Regions from separate parts of the Mus musculus genome. Here region 1 is linked to region 2. Evidence: chromatin loops called from intact Hi-C (ENCODE). Cell type or tissue: left cerebral cortex. All regions are shown on one strand.

Evidence for each region. A loop is a pair of places that touch in the nucleus more often than their neighbours do. Peaks named below come from ENCODE experiments on the same cell type or tissue, not always from the same donor. Only the 100,000 strongest peaks of a DNase experiment are listed, where the experiment ranks them.
Region 1: it touches region 2 in a loop (2.8-fold over the local background); 3 of 42 quality-filtered maps call a loop at or near these places.

Annotation. Positions count from the first base shown.
Region 1 is chr8:72,029,993-72,037,992 of GRCm38, reverse strand. It overlaps the pseudogene Gm45734, the pseudogene Gm18924 and the pseudogene Gm25052. Among named protein-coding and RNA genes, the nearest start is that of Olfr372, 24 kb to the left of the region's middle. In left cerebral cortex, CTCF peaks have their summits at 2,647 (motif pointing right) and 4,911 (motif pointing right); a DNase peak (open chromatin) is centred at 4,929.
Region 2 is chr8:71,755,317-71,763,316 of GRCm38, reverse strand. Gm35572 (a long non-coding RNA gene) reads left to right here and starts at 7,122. Exons shown (of 5, transcript XR_870507.3): 1 at 7,122-7,148; 2 at 7,542-7,651; 3 at 7,843-8,000. In left cerebral cortex, no CTCF peak of the experiment used is centred here; a DNase peak (open chromatin) is centred at 3,952.

The DNA of each region.
Region 1 (8,000 bases), 270 kb before region 2:
AATACTCACAAACTGAATCAAAGAACACATCAAAGACATCATCCACCATGATCAATTAGGCTTCATCCCAGAGATCCAGGAAAGGTCCAACATATGAAAATCTGTAAATTTATATACCATGTAAACAAACTGAAAGAAAAAAACCCCCACATGATCATCTGATTAGATGCTGAAAATACCATTCACAAAATCCAACACTTCTTCATGCTAAAAGTCTGGGAGAGATCAAGGATACAAGGCATGTACCTAAACTTAATAAAGACAGTTTACAACAAGCAAACAGCCAACAATAAATTAAACTGATAAGAACAGATACTACACTTGGTCTTAGCCAAAAGACCGAGAAGCTATCCAACATTAAATTAAATGAAGAGTGACTTGAAGCAGTTCCACTAAAATCAGGGATAAGACAAGGCTGCCCACCTGCTCCATATATATTCAATATAGTATTTAAAGTTCTGTAGAATCCAAAATAAATTCAAGACAACCTAGCCACTTCCCCCCTCTGAAGGAACTTTCCAAACTGTATAGTTTTAGCAGTAAAAATGATCAGACAAAGTCTACAGCTGCGAAAACAAGATTAGCTGTTCTCGAAAAAATAACCATAACAAAAATAACAGTTTTCAGAAAAATTCTCCTGCCCCACCTCCCACTAAATTCAGAGAAAAAAACATAAGGTCAGGCAGAGTGAGTCACTAGGCCAAAGGTAGCCACCCCATGCAAACCAACCAATGCCTGAAAGGGTTACTTGCTATACCAATGAGAATAAGCCAGCTAGTCCTGTTGCCTAAATCTGCCCCTTATAAGGTATAAAAAGTGTGTTCTTTGTTTGTTCAGGGTCTCTCCTCTTGCCTCCATGCTGAGGGGGGTTCCCAGTGTGTTGGATCAACAATAAAAAAACCTCTTGCAGATTGCAGGGATGTCAATCTTTGTGGTCTTTGTGAGTGAGGGTCTTTTGGCAGACTCCAAAAGTTCTAGCTAGTGTAATAAGACAACTAAAGGAGATCAAGGGGCTACAAATTAGAAAGGCAGAAGTCAAATGAAGATAATATGATAGTATACATAAATGACACCAAAAGCTTCTTACCAGGGAACTCTTAACATCTATAATGACCTTCACAAAATGGATGGATACAACATAGCTGTGAGCCCACAAGTTCTTACTTGGCCCCCCGTTTTTTCCCATTTATTTATTTATTTATTTATTTATTTATTTATTTATTTATTTATTTATTTTTGGTTTTTTGAGACAGGGTTTCTCTGTATACCCCTGGCTGTCCTGGAACTCACTTTGCAGACCAGACTGGCCTTGAACTCAGAAATCTGCCTGCCTCAGCCTCCAAAGTGCTGGGATTAAAGGTGTGCGCAACCATGCCTGGCTCCCTTCAATTTGAGATAGCAGAAATGGCATAAAAATGTAGGGCTACTGCATCTTGGTGCTCTCACTCAGTATATGCAAGCTACTGGCAACATTATCATCATACAGTGCTTTAGAGGCAAAGCCACCAGAATGCCTACAGAAAGTTCAGGGACTCCTATTTAACTTCCCTAAGATTTTCCCTTATGGAGTTCTTCCCTTTTTTTTTTGTTTTTGTTTTTGTTTTTTGTTTTTTGTTTTTTTTTTTGTTTGTTTGTTTTTCAAGACAGGGTTTCTCTGTACAGCTCTGGCTGTCCTGGAACTCAGTTTGTAGACCAGGCTGGCCTCGAACTCAGAAATCCACCTGCCTCTGCCTCCCGAGTGCTGGGATTAAAGGCCTGCGCCATTACGCCCGGCTTCCCTGGAACTCTTTTGCTTATGAGGCTGGGCATTCTTGAAACTCTTAAGGCCAGCACATGACCTGGCAGGGGTCTCCCTACAGTGTTTTCCATCTCAAAAGCTGTGGGCAGCCTCTGCATAACAGCAATAGAGCCTAGGCATCCACTAGGACATCATACATTTTGCAGATAAATGGATAGAACTAGAAAATGGCATCTTGAGTGAGGTAACCCAGGACCACAAAGACAAACATGGTGTACTCACTTCTTTTTTTTTTTTCCAGAAAATTTTAACAGGTTTATTTATAATTGTTATAAAGTTGAACTGTTGAAATGTGTTCACTGAAACATTTTGCTTGCATTAATGCTTTCCATCTTGCATTTATATTAAAAATTCACACACAAATGAACGTGGAGAAACGCCAATATCTGATTCTGTCCCCTATGTTTCCACTCGCAATCATATACTTAGGTACCTTTGACCCCATGGAAAAAATATCTAACATTCAGAACTACTGATAACAGGAAGAAGAGGAAAAAAAAATTTTTCAAGAATGAAATGTTTCCCCTCATAGTGGACTCTTAAGCACGTTCTCCGCATATGCGGCGTGCTAGCTGGATATCTTTTGGCATAATTGTTACACGTTTGGCATGGATAGCACACAGATTGGTATCTTCAAAAAGGCCAACCAGATAGGCCTCACTTGCCTCCTGCAAAGCACCAATACCTGCACTCTGGAAGCGCAGATCTGTTTTGAAGTCCTGAGCAATTTCTCACACCAGACGCTGAAAGGGGAGCTTGCGGATCAGAAGCTCAGTGGACTTCTGATAGCGTCTGATTTCACGGAGTGCCACAGTACCAGGCCTGTAACGATGAGGTTTTTTCACCCCTCCAGTAGAGGGCGCACTCTTGCGAGTGGCTTTTGTAGCCAGTTGTTTCCTGGTTGCTTTACCACCGGTGGATTTGCGGGCAGTCTGCTTTGTACGAGCCATGGTATGGACACCTCCTTACTTACCCCCCTTCTCCTTCGGCTGGAGCTCGGCAAGAGAGAGGCGGCGCTGGCGTTGGAGAGCCGGTGTACTCACTTCTAAGTGGACATTAGTAAAGGATAACCAAGTTATAGTCCACAGACTCAAAGAAACTAAGCAACAAGTAGGGCTAAAGGGGCATGTGTGAATCTCACTGAGAAAGGGAATAGAATAGACATTGCTGATTGATGGGGGATGGGAACAGGAGGGATCAGGTGGGAGGAGGACAGTGAGAGAGTACTGGAGAGACAACTGAATCAGGGAACATCTCTGGGATGAGCTAGAAACTTAGAGCAATGGGAACTGCCAAGAATCTATGAGGGTGACCCTAGCTAAAACTCCCAACAGTGAGGGACATGGAACCTGAACTGGTCAAGATTTTAAGTGGAAGGACTGGGACTTCAACCTAGCCACAATTTTGACCTACAATTTATACTGCTTATAGGATGTGTGGGAGTAAAGGTGGAACAGAGGTTGAGGGAGTGGCTAACCAATGACTGGTCCAGCTCAAGACCCAAGCCACAACTGGGATCCCATGACCCTGGTATTGCCTGGATGTCCAGAATCTAAAGGCTGTATAACCGAGGGACCTAGGATAGAACCAAACAAGACTGGCAAAACATCAACAACAAAAAAGTCAATAACTTAAAGCCTAATGATATTCTGCTATACTTAGATTAGTGTCTAACCCAATTGCCATCAGAGAGGTTTCACCCAGCAACTGATAGAAACAGATGCAGAGACCCACAGTTAAACATTAGGCAGAGCTTGGGGAATCCTGTGGAACAGAGGAGGAAGGATTGTAGGAGACAGAGGGGTAAAAGACACCAGAAGAAAACCCACAGAATCCATCAATCTGAGCCCATATGGACTCATAGAGAATGAACTACCAACAGGGAGCCTCCATGGGACTGACCTAGGTTCTGTGCACATATGTTATGGACGTGCTTAGTTTCTTGTGAACAGCAGGAGCAGGGCCTGTCTCTGACTCTGCTACCTGTCTTTGGGGCCCTTTCCATCTACTAGGTTGCCTTGTTCAGCCTTAATAGAAGAGGATGTGCCTAGTTCTAGTACAAGTTGATATGCCATGGCTGGTTGATATGCACGGAAGGCCTGCCCTTTTCTGAACAGAAACAGAGGAAGAGTGGGTAGGAGTAGGGAAGAGAAGGAGGTGGGGAGGAACTGGGGGGAGAGGAGGGAGGGGGAAACTGTGGTCAAGATGTAAAATAAATAAATTAATGAAAAAAATTAGGCTAAACAAGCCACGGGGAGCAAGCCTGTGAGCAGCACCCTTCCATGGCCTCAGTTCCTGCCTCCAGGTTCCTGTTCTGGCTTCCTCCACTGAAGGACTATGATCTGGAAATGTAAGCTCAATAAACCCTTTCCTCCCCAACTTGTTTTTGTTTTGTTTTTTTTGGTTTTTTTTTGGTCATGGTGTTTTCATCACAGCAACAGAATATCTTACTAAAATAAACCCTGTCTTAAAATAATAAGCAAAAGAGGAAGCATAAAGTCAAGAGGTGTGGGGACCAGGCTCAGTGGAAGAGGGCTTGGCTAGCACATTGAGATCCTGGATCTGATTCCCAGTACAGAAAGAGAAATAAAGGGGACAATGGTAAAATATAAAACAAATTTTGGGATAAACAATGGCATCTAACAGGTCGATATTGCAATATTTTAAAATCTTAATATGATTTATGTAATATCTGAGAAAAATGAAAATGAGACAATACAGCTGGTCCATGTCAGGATGGTGTCAGGACCCTCAACCACAGACAATGACAAGGCATAAAAAAGATGGAAAGTCATACAAATAAGTGTAGAAATGTCGATAAAATAGAAAAATTACTCCTTTTTTTTTTTTTTTGAGATAGGGTCTCACTGTGTATCTTTGGCTGGTCTGGAACTCTGTGTTGTCCAAGCTGGCCTTGGAATTGCAGAGATCTGTGAGGTGGAAACTTAAAGGTCAGTTGTGTTGGATGGTGTTTTGCTTGGGTAAACAAACACACAGTGTTTTCCTGAAATGGACACAGGTGAAAGGCTAAGGCCAACTCACAAAGGAAGCAGACAAGCACGTGAAAGGACACATGATGAGAAATTCTTTGCTAATGACTTGCATGTATTGGTGTAAAGGGCTGCAATATATGTGCCGCCACTAGATGGTGCTAAACCTCCTTGTGCGCAGCTGCGAGAGCACAGCCAGCCAAAGTCACCAGTCCATCTCCAGGGCTTTTGCCCAACCCCTGGGGGCTTTAACCTATCCCCAGGGTGCATGAGGATCATGGGTGTTGCTACCAGTCCTAGTTTAGACACGTCACCAAAAGTATTTAAGCCACACACTTTCTGAGCTTTCTTTGTCTACCTCAATATGATATAGAAGTAAAAGTTAACCGTGGAAGAATCTGGTGTGTCCTGTGTTTATTTCCCGCGGGACGGGGATAAGCTCGGGATACTTGGTGCCGAAACCCGGGAAAAAACGCCTTAACAACGCTGGCACCTAGAGGAGACCCTCCGACCAACCCACGGTGGATTTGGAATTCGGAGAGCATACTGAATCCTTGTAAGTAACTCTGATCCTTCTTAATCCCTCCCCTTAACTGGAAGGCGGCACTAAAAGCCTTTTGTTCTCATGCTGGCTGTGTTAACCCTATTTCTCCCGGTTTGATCCTGCACTCACCAGAAGTGGCGCTGAAAGAAAAAGTTTTGAATGCTGTTAAGCACGATCAGACGGACGTATATAAGCCGCAGTGCTTGTCTCATATTTAAGCCTCTCGTAGATAAGGGAGCAGTATGGGAAATTCACATTCTGTAACTACAGCTCTACACTCTGTTTTAAAACAGCGAGAGATAAAAGTTTCTACAAGAACCTTAGAAACGTTCATTAAGGAAATAGAACGTATATCACCTTGGTACGCGTGTTCAGGGTCGTTAACTCTTTCCTCTTGGGAGAAATTAAGGGAAGACTTAGCTAAGAAACAACAGAATGGGAAATTAAAGGCAGGGACCATGCCATTATGAAAATTGGTGAGATCGTGCCTGGAGGATGAGAGATGCCATCCAGCAATAATAACAGGTCAGGCAATATTAGAAGAAGTACAGGACGGTATGGCAGAAACAGAATGGTGTGAAAGGTTAAGAGCTCTAAAAAAGGAAAATGTGCACAAAGAAAAAAGCCCTTCCAGAGACCTTGAGTCAGAGGAAGTGAAAAATTTGAGGATAAATCCTCAGGGAGAGAAAAAGGAAAAGGAGAAAGTTCAGAAAAAGAAAAGCCTTTATCCGGTAAAGGAACTAGAGGCTTTGAAGCTTGATAGTTTAAAAGCAGATGAGCTTAGCTCCTCTGAGGAAGAGGAGTCACATTATGAGGCAGCTCATTATAAAAAAAAAATACCATCCAGAGGAAAGGCGAGTGAAGAAATCAGAGAAAAAATTAAAAGTTACTAGAGACACAGAGCAGGCCACCTCTGGGCCTTCTAGTCTCAATACACCTCCACCTTATGTGGAGAAATTTTATTCTGATTCTTTTCTTTCAAAGGAGGAAAAGAAAAAATTATATCAGGCATTTCCTGTCTTTGAAGCTGCAGATGGAGGGCGAGTACAGGCCCCCGTGGAGTATACTCAGATAAAAGAACTTGCTGAGTCGGTTCGCAATTATAGAGTTAGTGCCAACTTCACTATCTCCCAAATTGAAAGATTTGCTACTTTAGCCATGACCCCAGGAGACTGGCAGACAACAGTGAAGGCTGCACTCCCTAATATGGGGCAATATATGGAGTGGAAAGCGTTGTGGCATGATGCTTCTCAGACACAGGCCAAAGTCAATGCCACTGCTGAAGGCAATCAGAGAAATTGGACATTTGAATTATTAACAGGACAAGGACAATATGCTAATAATCAGACGAATTATGATTGGGGAGCATACAATCAAATCTCCACTGCTGCCATTAAGGCGTGGAAGGCACTTTCCAAAAAGGGAGAGTCTAGAAGATACTTGACAAAAATTATACAAAATCCTCAGGAGTCATTCTCAGACTTTGTAGCTAGAATGACAGAGGCAGCAGGCAGAATTTTTAGAGACTCTGAACAGGCAATGCCTTTAGTGGAACAGTTGATTTATGAGCAAGCCACTCAAGAATGCAGAGCAGCAATTACACCCAGAAAGAGCAAAGGACTGCAAGATTGGTTAAGGGCATGCGTGAGCTTGGAGGCCCCTTATCTAATGCAGGGTTAGCGGCTGCTATCCTGCAGGGCCAAAGGCGTTCAGATACAAATAGTAATAACAGGGTCTACTATAACTGTGGCAAACCAGGACATATGAGAAGGGACTGCCAGGCACTTGTAAAAGGGAAAGTGCTAGGGCTATGTACCAGGTGTAGAAAAGGCTATCATCGAGCCAGTGAGTGTCATTCAATTAAAGACATCAGAGGCAGATTTATTCAGTCTGGACCTCAGGCAGAAAGAAGTGAAGACAATTCAAAAAACGAGTTTCTGGGCCCCAGGTCCCAGGGCCCCAAAACATATGGGATCCCAGCTCACAACAGACAGACACTACAGTCCACAGAGCTGCAGAAGTCTCAGCAAGAGTGGATCTCTGTGCCATCACTCGATTCATGCTGACACCCTCAATGGGGATGCAGCCCATTCCCACTGACTTCAAAGGGCCTCTGCCATCCAGAAGTGTTGGCCTAATACTGGGCCAGGCCTCCTTGGCTTTACAAGGTCTCATTATCCACCCTGGAGTCGTAAATCAAGACTATGAGGGGGAACTTCAAGTTCTTTGTTCCTGTCCTCAAGGTGTTTTTTCTATAGCACAAGAAGATAAAATAGCTCAGCTAATAGTCTTGCCAAGCCTACATGGCTACTCCCCCTCCCCTGGTGTCCTTCAAGCTGCTAAAGAAATTGGCTCTGCTAAAAATGATTCTGCTTACTTAATAATGCCTCTTGATTCCAGGCCAGCTTTAGAGTTAGTTATAGAAGGGAAACACTTCAAAGGGATTCTAGATACAGGAGCAGATAAAAGTATCATCTCTTCCCACTGGTGGCCAAAAGCTTGGCCCGTTACTCAGTCATCACATTCTTTGCAAGAGTTAGGCTATCAGTCCTGCCCCACTATCAGCTCTCGCACTCTGAGCTGGCAAGCACCTGAAGGTCAAACGAGAAGGTTTACTCCCCATGTCTTACCACTCCCAGTTAATCTTTGGGGGAGAGACATTTTACAG
Region 2 (8,000 bases):
TCTCTTCAGAGAATTGAAGTTCTTGTCATAAAAATCTTCCACTTGCTTGCTTAGCTTCACACCAAGATATTTCATATTATTTGTGACTTACCATAAAGGGTGTTGTTTTCCTAATTTCTTTCTCAGCCCTTTTACCCTTTGAGTTACTGATTTGTTTAATTTTTTACCCAGCCACTTTGCTCAAGTTGTTTATCAGCTGTAGGAGCTCTCTGGTGGAATTTTTGGGGTCACTTATGTATACTATCATGTCACCTGCAAATAGTGATATCTTGACTTCCTCCTTTCCAACTTGTATCCCTTTGATCTCCTTTTGTTGCCTAATTGCTCTGGCTAGAACTTCAAGTACTGTATTGAATAGATAGGGAGAGAGGACAGCCTTGTCTTGTCCCTGATTTTAGTGGGATTGCTTCAAGTTTCTCTCCATTTAATTTGATATTGGCTATTGACTTACTGTATATTGCTTTTATTATGTTAGGTATGGATATTGAATTCCTGATTTCTCAAATACTTTTAACATGAAGGGGTGTTGTATTTTGTCAAAGGCTTTTTCAGCATCTAATGAGATGATCATGTGGGGTTTTTTTTCCCTTGAGGTTGTTTATATAGTGAATAACTTTGATGGATTTCCATATATTGAACCATCCCTGCATCCCTAGGATGAAGCCTACTTGATGGTGGTGAATGCTTGTTTTGATGTGTTCTTTCTTGGATTTGGTATGCAAGATTTTTTTTCTTTTTTTTTTTATATTTTTTTATTACGTATTTTCCTCAATTACATTTCCAATGCTATCCCAAAAGTCCCCCACACCCTCCCCCCCACCACTCCCCTACCCACCCATTCCCATTTTTTGGCCCTGGCATTCCCCTGTACTGGGGCATATAAAGTTTGCCTGTCCAATGGGCCTCTCTTTCCAGTGATGGCCGACTAGACCATCTTCTGATACATATGCAGCTAGAGACAAGAGCTCCGGGTTGCTGGTTAGTTCATAATGTTGCACCTACAGGGTTGCAGAGCTCTTTAGCTCCTTGGATACTTTCTCTAGCTCCTCCATTGGGGGCCCTGTGATCCATCCAATAGTTGACTGTGAGCATCCACTTCTGTGTTTGCTAGGCCCCGGCCTAGTCTCACAAGAGACAGCTATATCAGGGTCCTTGCATCAAACGCTTGCTAGTGTATGCAATGGTGTCATCGTTTGGAGGCTAATTATGGGATGGATCCCTGGATATGGCAGTCTCTAGATGGTCCATCCTTTTGTCTCAGCTCCAAACTTTGTCTCTGTAACTCCTTCCATGGGTGATTGTTTCCAATTCTAAGAAGGGGCAAAGTGTCCACACTTTGGTCTTCATTCTTCTTCAGTTTCATGTGTTTGGTATGCAAGATTTTTATTGAGTATTTTGCATCGATATTCATATGGGAAATTGGTCTGAGGTTCTCTTTCTTTGTTGGATCTTTGTGTGGTTTCGGTATCAGTGTAATTGTGGCTTCATAGAATGTATTGGGCAGTGTTCTTTCTGTTTCTATTTTATGAAATAGTTTGAGAAGTATTGGTAGTAGGTCTTCTTTGAAGGTCTGATAGAATTCTGCAGTAAAATCTTCTGTCCCTGGACTTATTAAGTTGGGAGAGTTTTAATGACTGCTTCTATTTCCTTAGGGGTTATAGAACTGTTAAATGGTTTATCTGGTCCTGATTTAACTTTGGTATCTGGTATCTGTCCAGAAAATCATCCATTTCATCTAGACTTTTCAGTTTTGTTGAGTATAGGATTTTGTAGTAGGATGTGATGATTTGTTGAATTTCTTCAGTTTCTGTTATGTCTCCATTTTCATTTCTGTTTTTGTTAATTGGGATACTGTCTCTGTGCCCTCTAGTTAGGTTGGCTAAGGGTTTATACATCTTGTTGGTTTTCTCAAAGAAGTAGCTTTTTGTTTTGTTGATTCTTTGTATAGCTTTGTTTCTACTTGGTTGATTTCAGTCCTAAATTTGATTATTTCCTGCCATCTGCTCCTCTTGGGTGTATTTCTTTTTCTTCTGAAGCTTTCAGGTGTGCTATTAAGCTGCTACTGTATGATCTCACCAATTTTTTTATGAAGGCACTCAGAGCTATGAGTTTTCCTCTTAGGACTGCATTCATTGTGTCCCATAAGTTTGGGTATGCTGTGCCTTCATTTTCACTGAATTCTAAAAAGTCTTTTATTTCTTTATTTCTTCCTTCACCAAGTTAGCACTGAGTAAAGAGTTGTTCAGTTTCCATGAATATATGGGCTCTCTGTTCTTTTTGTTATTGAAGACCAGCCTTAGCCCGTGATGATCTGATAGGATGCATAGGATTATTTCAATCTTCTTGTATCTGTTGAGGCTTGTTTTGTGTCCAATTATATGGTCAGTTTTGGAGAAGGCACTGTAAATAAGGTGCTGTGAAGAAGGTAGAACAATATTCTATTGTTTTAGAGTGAAATGTTCTGTAGATATCTGTTAAATGTACTTGGTTTATAACTTCAGTTAGTTTCACTGTGTCTCTGTTTAGTTTGTTTCTATGATCGTCCATTGGTGAGAGTGGGGTATTGAAGCCTCCCACTATTTCCAATGGACCTCAGCTCCACTAATGAAGGTCGCACCAACTGCATATCCAAATAAGGTCATGTCCTGAGGGTTCAAGAGGGACGTAGTTTAAGGGGAGACCCAGTCAAGCCAGAATGCCCCCTTCCCACCTCAGCTACCAGTCACAGAAGTGTAGAGGAGCAAATGGTAGTCCCTCGGCTTCCAGCCTCCCTGGAGGCCTGAGAGGAGCTGCTGGCCTCCGGCTGGCGACACAACATAGCGCGTACCTTCTCCCTGAACTCACGGGACACATAGTAGTAGATGAAAGGGTCTACGCAGCTGTTGAGGGTGCTGAGTGCCAGGCTGGGCACATAGGCTCCATAGAGATTGCCCCAGGCCTCAGGGCTCGGGTTTGAATAGTGCAGCACCAGCAGCACATTGCTAGGTGTGAAAGAGGCCACTGCTGAGAACAGTACCAGGGCTGTCAGTCTGAGTGCATGGCTGTAGCGCTGGCCATTGGCCACCAGTGCACAAAGGGTGGCCCCATAGCACGGGCCCATGGCCAGCAGTGACACGAAGCAGCCCAGGACAGCCAGGCAGGTGAAGGCCGGTCTCCAGTGGGAGATCTTCTCAGTCAAGGGTAGCCCATCATAGCTTAGGTATGCTAGAAGCCAGAGCAGATGCTGTGTGCCTCAGACCTGGAGTGACTAGCATTTGTGAGTAGCCCATGTGGGTGCTAGGATCTAGACTCTAGTTCAACAGCAAATGCTCCCAACTGCGGGCCATCTTTCAAGTGTCATGGTCTTCTATTTTTAAGTGGCTTTAATTTATATCTTGGGAGACACGTCACAAACTCTGGAAGTCAGAGGACAGCTCCAAGCAGCCAGTTTTCCTTCTATCATGTGGGGACTTGGAGAGCAAATGCAAGAGCATCAGGTGTGGCAGCGAGCACCTTTCTCCTGAGCTGTTCGGCTAGCTGGGATCTTGTATGATCTTTGTAATTTGTGTGAAATTGGCTGGGTCTGCAGAGCATGGCTCAGACTTGACCTCCCTGGAAGCCCATAGAGCCCCTCATTGTCTGGTACTTCTCAGCTGGTGACCAAGCTTCCTCTTTCTAGCCCCAAGGGACCAATCTGTGTCCAGACATGGGGACATTTGACTGTTCTTTCTAGGGTTTGGTACTTTTGGCACTAAAAATTTATTTTAACTACGTGCATAAGCATGTAGATATGTATGGGATTGTGAACACGAGTGCGGTGACCATGAAGACTGAAAGAGAGGGTCAGAACACTTGGCAATGGAACTACAGATAATTGTGAGCTGGCCCACGAGAACACTGGCAGGTGGGTCCTCTGCAACAATACTGAGCCACTTCTGTGCCCACACGTTTGCCAGCACGGTGCCCAAGGCCCACACATCCTGGGCAGCTGCTCTGCTACTGAGCTTCGCCCTGATTCTCACTTGCTCTTCAGTATTTACCTATATGTTTGTGCGCATGTGTCTGTTTGTGCGCATGTGTCTGAGGGTGCGTGTGTATGTGCATGTGTGTGGGCACATGCATGTGTGTCTGAGGATGCATGTGTATGTGTTTGTGTCTGTGTGTGCATGTGACAGTGCATGTGTGTGGATGCAGTTATGTGTGTGTGAGGATGCGTGTGTGTGCTGGGAACAGCATACAATGACAGGGATTGCGTGCAGTAGGCCGAAGTAGAGACATCTTAGTAACCCATGGCAACTCTTTGTTTAAAAAAAAAAAAAAACAGTTGTTCCCATTTCCCCTAAACATAGCCCTGAACAACAGCTGATTCATTTGTGCATGACTGCTTTTCAGTTGGCCCTGGTGTGCATAATTATTCTATTATAGCTGACTTTCTTATTTCTTTCTCCTTCTGCTCTAATGAATTCTGTGAAACTAGATGTTTCTTGATATAATGATTCTTAAACAATTAAAAACTGAGGCATGCTGTGTGCTCTCATCTTGGAAACAATGTAATAACTGCACAATGGTAGCTCCAGATTAATGCTTGACTTGCAGAGAAAGTTTGAAAAACTTATTAGAAAATGAATTAGAGCCAACATTAGGACCCCAAGAAAGAAAAAAACTATTGATGCTATGAAATGAGTTTTCTTTAAAAATATTTATTTTATGTACAATTATAACTGTCTTCAACACACACCAGAAGAGGGTGTCAGACCCCATTACAGATGGTTATGATCCACCATGTGGGTTCTGGGAATTGAACTCAGGACGCCTGGAAGAGCAGTCAGTGCTCTTAACTGCTGAGCCATCTTTCCAGCCCATGAAATGAGCTTTGCACAACATTTGAGAATGGTTCCTGAATAAACAAGTATAGAATATGTAAAACCTTACACTAGTAAAACTAAGTCAAAACACTGGGACTCTTTTTTTTAATTAGGTATTTTCCTCATTTACATTTCCAATGCTATCCCAAAAGTCCCCCACATGCTCCCCCACCCACTCCCCCACCCACCCACTCCCACTTCTTGGCCCTGGCGTTCCCCTGTACTGGGGCATATAAAGTTTGCACAACCAATGGGCCTCTCTTTCCACTGATGGCCGATAGACCATCTTCTGATACATATGCAGCTAGAGTCAAGAGCTCTGGGGTACTGGTTAGTTCATAATGTTGTTCCACCTATAGGGTTGCAGATCCCTTTAGCTCCTTGGGTACTTTCTCTAGCTCCTCCATTGGGGGCCCTGTGATCCATCCAATAGTTGACTGTGAGCATCCACTTCTGTGTTTGCTAGGCCCCGGCGTAGTCACAAGAGACAGCTATAGCATTGTGTGCAATGTGCAGACACAGAAAGCTAGCAGAACTGCTGAGTTAAGGGTTAACTTGATTCTTTCTGGCCACTGCCTGGCAGCTTTGCCCATGTCATTTATCATTAGAGCTTCACAGGAAAATGCAAGTAGCTGGCCTCTGAGCTACTGTGTATAATGAATCAAAGTTAAAGTTTAAACAATGATAAACTTGCAATTATTATTACTTTGGCTATAGGCCTAGGAACAGGCCTTGAAACTTTGGAGAGCAATTGTAATTCTTGGTTCTTTGTGGGTTGTGGTTATTCCTTTAAATCTAACTTGGCAACAATTATACAATGTCTTTTTTTTTTACCTCCATTTGGAATATCAATAAAAGACTGGGGCAATAAGAGAAAGGCAAGAGTTCGAGTAGTGAGCATGTAGAAAGCGAGTGAGGAGTATGTGAGGTGAATGTAGAGAGTGAGTGGTGAGCATGTGAAGAGCAGGTGAGAGAGTGAATGCAGAGAGCATGAGAAGAGCATTGAGAGTGAGTGAGGAGAGAATGTGGAGAGTGAGTGAGGAGAGAATGTGGAGAGTGAGTGAGGAGAGAATGTGGAGAGTGAGGAGAGCATGTGAGAGTGAGTGAGGAGAGAATGTGGAGAGTGAGTGAGGAGAGAATGTGGAGAGTGAGTGAGGAGAGAATGTGGAGAGTGAGTGAGGAGAGAATGTGGAGAGTGAGTGAGGAGAGAATGTGGAGAGTGAGTGAGGAAAGAATGTGGAGAGTGAGTGAGGAGAGCATGTGAGAGTGAGTGAGGAGAGAATGTGGAGAGTGAGTGAGGAGAGAATGTGGAGAGTGAGTGAGGAGAGAATGTGGAGAGTGAGTGAGGAGAGCATGTGAGAGTGAGTGAGGAGAGAATGTGGAGAGTGAGTGAGGAGAGAATGTGGAGAGTGAGTGAGGAGAGAATGTGGAGAGTGAGTGAGGAGAGAATGTAGAGAGTGAGTGAGGAGAGCATGTGAGAGTGAGTGAGGAGAGAATGTGGAGAGTGAGTGAGGAGAGAATGTGGAGAGTGAGTGAGGAGAGAATGTGGAGAGTGAGTGAGGAGAGAATGTGGAGAGTGAGTGAGGAGAGAATGTGGAGAGTGAGTGAGGAGAGAATGTGGAGAGTGAGTGAGGAGAGAATGTGGAGAGTGAGTGAGGAGAGAATGTGGAGAGTGAGTGAAGAGAGAATGTGGAGAGTGAGTGAGGAGAGAATGTGAAGAGTGAGTGAGGAGAGACTGTGAGAGTGAGTGAGGAGAGAATGTGGAGAGTGAGTGAGGAGAGAATTTGAGGCGTGTAAGAAGAGTTTTGAGAGTGAAAGGAGAGTGCATATGGTGTGTGTGAGATGTGTGTGAAGAGTGTGTGTGAGAGTGAGGGGAACACACAGAGGTGTGTATGCATGTGGGAGTTCAAGAAAAGCAGAGTGCACAGAAGAGTGTGTGCAGCCTCAGGCTAAGAGTGAATGAGAGACAGAGAGAGACAGACAGACAGACAGAGAGAGACAGAGAGAGACCAGAGAATAGAGAACCTTTTTTTTATTAAATGAATTTATTTTACACTCCATATTCCATTCCCTGCCCCCCATTCACCCTTCAACTGCTCCACATCCCACACCTCCTCCCCACACCCCAGCCCCATCTTCATGTGGAGACCCCAATCCCCACCCCACCTGACCTCTAAACTCCCTGGGGCCTCCAGTCTCTTTCCATCCCTGTAATTCTTTCAGATAGGAACAATTATGGGTCAGAGATGTGACTGTGGGATGGCAACCCTATCCCTCACTTGATGTCCTGTCTTCCTGCTGGAGGTGGGCTCTATAAGTTCCCTCTCTCTACTGTCAGGTGTTTCATCTAAGGTCCCTCCTTTTGATTCCTGAGAGTATCTTACCTCCCAGATCTCTGTACATTCTGGAGGGTGCCCCCAGCCTCCTATTTCCTAAGGTTGCCTGTTTCCATTCTTTCTGCTGGCCCTCAGGGCTTCAGTCCTTTTCCCTCACACAATACCAGATCAGGTTCCCCTCTTCCCCCTACTCCCTCCCCCCCATCTACTTTCCCTCCCAAGTCCCTTCTTCCCTCCCCACTTGTGATTGCTTTCTTTAAGAGAAAGAAACTTTAAGCCTTGAAAAATTGCCTGTCAGCTTTTACCCAAAAAGTAGTCTGTGTATATTTATTATGCACCTTCCAAATATCCCTGCTTCCAGGTGAAAACTCCCATCCTGTGTTGAGATTGGACCCTGACATATGTGGAGGTCGGAGGACAACTTGCAGGAATAGGATCTCTCCACCATGTGGATTCATGGATTCAAATGAGGTGGGTTAGCCTTGTGGCAAGCACCTTTACAAACCACTGGGCCATCTTGCCAGCCTCACTCACTAAAAGCATGTTTAGGCTCTGACAGTTGACCTGAAGGTGGCCCTGTATGCAGCCCCATACTATGATACTTGCACCATGCCTCGTGTCCAGATGGATGCCATACTTACCTCCATTCCCTCGCTCTCCAGGGAGACACAAGAGCAAAAAACAACATGGGTGACACCGAGTTGATGGGTCCCTTTACTTGCTGCGCAGCCTTCCTGTCTAGAAAGCTCAGAGCAGGGGCTCCTACCAGCCCCACATATGCCCTACATGGCCAAATATGGCAGTGTGTCCCCAGGAAGGA